Linked DNA regions of Mus musculus: region 1 is linked to region 2. The links are chromatin loops, found by intact Hi-C in ENCODE. Cell type or tissue: left cerebral cortex. All regions are shown on one strand.

Region 1 (2,500 bases), 650 kb before region 2:
CTCACAGGTAAATGGCAGGCATGTTCCCAAAGATGTGGACACCTCATAACTGAGACCACACAATGCTTACCATCACACCTGGCATGGCAGTTTTTTGCTCCCACATATGTGTACATATACAACTCTCTCCGACATCTACAATGATTACTATTAAAACTAAAATGTCCTATTTAAACCAGTTAAATTTTGGTTAAACCAATTAAATTTTACCAGCACTCTTCTGCTATTTGTCTTCTTTAAAATTTGTCTTGAGATTAAAATCTAAGTACTTAATTTTACCCCTGCCTTTCCTATCTCTATCCCCTCACATGTAACCTTCTTGCTTGCTCCCCTTTTAAATCATAGCCTTCTCTTTTTCAATTACTATTGTTATATGTGTCTAAATAACTAAACACAACCTGCTCAGACCCATTGCTATTAACTTTATCTCTACAAATTCAGTGCTGACCACTTGGTATTGTTTACCAACTAGGGTTCCTTCCCTGGGGAAGGTTATTTCTCCTGCTCTCAGCTTTGTCTCGGGTTGGGGATCCATCAGATCTCCCACTTCCATGTTAGTATAATCTTGTTCAGGTCTTGTTTAGGCAGAGATTTTCAATAGTCAAGATTCCCAGTCCCTGACAGTAGGTTCCTCAGTCATGCTGACTATCCTCTCTGATTTGTGTTGATTAACAGAGTGTCTAGGACATTTTCCCAACACATAGCTGGTTCTGGAAAAATATCTGTTATCTAAATAATTTAAGGAATTCTGCTTTACTTTCAACAGGTGACTGTCACCCTGTTTTAAGAGCAGAGTTTTCCACAGGCAGGCAACCACTTTCTCCTGTTATAATTCACCAATCAGGACTTCTGATATTCTGACACCTACTGTAAACTGAAACTTGTGGTGGGTGTTTTTCTTAACTTTCTAAACTTTATTAATTTTATTTTCCTTCAGCGAATTTCAGTTACCTAAGAGACGTGCCCCTCCCCAACACTCCCTCCTGTATCTCTCGAACAGTGGTATCTGCTGTCCTTTAAAGTTCTGTAGAGCTCATTATAGAACCACAGAATTTTCAGGCCGTGTGTACTTTTAGACACTGGTATAAATTTAGCAATTGTGTGAAGTTTGTGTTCCAGGCCTGCTTACTCCATTCCTGGCAGGCATTTATAGAAGTATCATGCTTTCACACATAGTTTGTGGGAGAGCCTGGATTTTTTGACACAGTTCTCGCAGCACTTTCCAACATGGAGTCAGAGTTAGACTCCAGGATGAACATCACTTTAAAAATAATCAGAATAAATGCCCCAGGAAGGTAAAATGTAGGTTGGACAAAGCATCACCTTGTCTTTGACAAATATGTCTACAGCAGCACATACTTGTTTCTCAAACATGTGAGTTTCTCAACAGCACATTTTACAAATAATGAAAATAAAAGAGAATGCTTAAAATCTCAGGGATTCTAATAAAGAAAAAAATCCCTATAAGAAACAAGACACATTAGAGAATTGTTGAGATCAGTTGCACCAAAAGGTGGGTGACTGCAGGATAATAATGCTTAAGGTCCATGTGAAAAGCTTGAGAGAGCACAGGTAAACCTGAACAGTTGAAGAAAGCAGTGAATGAAAGATTGAACAAAACTGGTGAATACAAGGATCCTGGACCCTGTGCAGAAATGTATTCAGGACATGAAACTGGGTTCTGCTCACTGTTATGCCAGGAAGTGCCCATATTCTCTGTTGCAGGTATATGGGGGGTGGGGAGCACCTTGAGTAGTTTTGTCAGGAATTTATGGTATTAAAGTCAAAAGTCCCAGCACCTTAATGTCTCAGGAATGTTTAGCAAATACTAGTGAACTTCATATCAATGAGCCAGTTGTTAACTGCTCAAAGAGTTTTTGTGGCCATGGAAAGAGATTTTAAAACAAAACCATCAGAATCTTCAGTGTTAGAAGACAGCAGTCTAATATGAGATAGCAAAGGTCAGTGTTAGAAGACAGCAGTCTAATATCAGACAGCAAAGGTCTCTTTCATTTTAAGAGATGGAACTGTAGATGCTGGAGGATGAATAATCTTGTGTTTCTGGATTTCAAAGTTCTGAGAGGTAGTAAGACAAGCTCTACTACCTGTTGGTAATTGACATCCCAATATCTTCTTGCAGCCCCCTTCCAAGCAGATATCACCAAAGAGGACGGGGCTCCTACATTTCAGCTATTAAATTTACAACTCCCTTAGGAAACTCATGCACAATACTACTGAGATAAAAACTCAGCACTCACTATGGGGGTGTTAATAACCCATACAAAACTATAAATGTACCAGCTGATCCATCTATAACAGTTGGGTGTACATATAAAGAAAATAGAGTATATGTAAAAAACAGCCTACATGCTGTGTTCATTGATGTTCTAGAAGGCTGCCAACTGATGTATGGACCTGTGACATATATGAAAATTCAATATAAATATGCAAAATGATAGCATATTATTCAGACATAAAGAAGAATGGAATAGTGTCTTTT
Region 2 (2,500 bases):
CACAGAGAACAAGAAGAGGTATCTAAAATCAGAACAAGCTCCAGTCCGTACCAACTGTATACTGTCCTTTTAAAACAGAGGAAAGCAAAGGCAAGAAAGACACAGCTGATTACTAAGGTGTGAACTTGTCTAACAAAAAGATGGCAGAAAACCACAAGACCAACCTTAAGAGAAGCACCATGGACAGTGCTGCAGGGACAGGCAGTGCATGCTCAAACTCTGATTTTAACTCCAAGCTAAAAGACTTCATGATCCGTAAACCATCAAGACGGCAGACATGTAAACTGAAGAGAGGTACAGGCTTCTGATGGTGTTCAGCCCTAGAAGACTCTTGAAAATACACTTCTATTGATTTCTTTTACTCACTTTCCTGTTACCCACCCCCACCCCCACTCCATGCCTTATCTAGAGAGAACACCAGCCATTATTGACAAGGAAGCCTGGGAGAAAACCAGAAAGTAGGGTTCCTTGGAAACACAATCTGCTTGGAGGTAGCAGCATTGGGTTGGCCTGTGATGAGCTCTTCATGCCCTTGGCCTCACAGAGTCAAAAGACAGACCAAGTGTTCTGTGCTACTGAAGTCTGAAAAGTGGAAAACAAATATGGGACAGAGATGGTACCTCCAGTACCTTCAGCTTTGTCTGACTTCAAAACAATAGGTATGTGAAATTTTGGTGCTCATATTTTAATGTATTCTCAGTAACAAACCTGGATATAAAAAGAGGAAGTGGGCTCACAAATGTAAAGAATAGCAATTAAAAATGAGAGACAGAGAGAGAGAGAGAGAGACAGAGAGACAAAGTCAAAAGAGAAACAGAGAGAAAGACAGAGAGACACACACAGAGACAAAGAGGTAGAGGAGGAAGAGGGAGAAGAGAAGGAAGATGAGGAAGGAAAGAGGAGCAAGAGAGGGATTTTGGGAAATGAGGCAGCAGAGGGGAAGACGCAGTCCCTGTAACTATTAATATAAGCAAGCACTTCTTAGCGTTGGGTAATTTTTTTTCCAGAGACAATAATAGAAAACTTGAAGAAAGAGAACAGATGCTGTCCAGATTTGGTTTTGTAAAATATGAAACACAAGTGAAAATTATTTTCAAATTAAAAAAATCAGTGTGAAGACAGAAGAGTCCAAAGGCAAAATGAGAAGGATGTTCTGAAGAGATCTGAAGACTGATGATTTGGGTAATAAGGAGGCTCCAGAGAAGTAAAGCAAGAAAAAGACAGATCCTACTTAAACAATATTAAGAAAAATCTTGATTTAGACAAAGACAAAAGTATACAGTAGGAAAGAAATTAACCACCTTCCCTGCTGCCCTGTGAGACCAAATTAACAACTCCCACTATGAATTCACACCCCCTTAAACTTTGTTACTTTTCCAACCAGCAAAACATTTTCTCAGGTTTCCAGGTACAAACAACAGCTACGTCTCAGACTATAAACAACTGGCCACCTTGCCTGTGCCTGAAATCTGGAAAATGGTAGATCTCATGGTCAGAGCACAAAAGGACTCGAGACGTCAACACTCATACAAGAACTCATCTCCTTGCTCGGGAGACAGGCAGATCTTTGAGGATTTGTAAATATTCAGAAATAAACTTGTAAGGAATTTCTTACTATAGAAACTTCTCAGGGGTTCATTCAAAGATCACTCACTTCACAATACTTCTTACTTGAACACACAAGCTGTTAACTAAAACATGTTTTAAAACCAGTTTCCCTCATGGGTAAGAATGCTGATGGTGTACTTCCAAGAATTAGACTTAGTAGGAACTTTAGGAACTTTTGTGCGTGTTTTTCTGGTTTCTGGCTTAGGATATGACCCGAGAGCTTAGAAATTTAGTAGATGTTGGTGACCACCTTTATTATAAGCACAGTATAGGTAAATGCTTTGACCCTGCTGTCTTGATCACTCGGTGGAGTTCTGCACTGCATGTTTATTGCATGAAACTCGTAAGAATATCCATTACTTAGAACACTTGCAGGGTCTTTGTTATCTGTGGACAGTCATATGACTAACTTACACCATGTGGTACATGAAAGTGGACAGTTTTGTAAAAGAGGACCTGGAAAGTGGAACCAGCTTCTTGAAGCTGGGGGTCACTGTAGAATAGAAAGTTGGCTGGCCTTATGTTAATAATACATTCATTCTGCTTGACATACGTTGTATTTTGGGTGAAAAATCACAGACCTTATGAAGCAGTGAAATAACCTTAGGATTTGGGGATATTCTTGTGACTGGTAGGAATGACACAATTTAAATGACCATTAAAAGACCAAATTAAATAAATATTTAACTCACTTACTATTCATATATTGGATTTGATAAGGCATTGCACAGAATGGAGGAAGCCTATGCAGTTGAGAGGTTTCTCTTCTCTTTACAAGACATACTATGTCATTTCCTGCAAGGTTATTCAAAATATCAGTGCTCTAAAGATGGCAAAGATATGCTTTGGACATGTCATGTAGGTATAGGGATTGCTTGAGTCAATAATTTTC

What was found. Peaks named below come from ENCODE experiments on the same cell type or tissue, not always from the same donor. Only the 100,000 strongest peaks of a DNase experiment are listed, where the experiment ranks them.
Region 1: it touches region 2 in a loop (2.6-fold over the local background); 2 of 42 quality-filtered maps call a loop at or near these places.

Annotation. Positions count from the first base shown.
Region 1 is chr3:156,464,424-156,466,923 of GRCm38, reverse strand. No RefSeq gene overlaps it. Among named protein-coding and RNA genes, the nearest start is that of Gm33311, 85 kb to the right of the region's middle. In left cerebral cortex, no CTCF peak of the experiment used is centred here; a DNase peak (open chromatin) is centred at 1,111.
Region 2 is chr3:155,819,323-155,821,822 of GRCm38, reverse strand. No RefSeq gene overlaps it. Among named protein-coding and RNA genes, the nearest start is that of Gm23038, 32 kb to the right of the region's middle. In left cerebral cortex, no CTCF peak of the experiment used is centred here; a DNase peak (open chromatin) is centred at 1,077.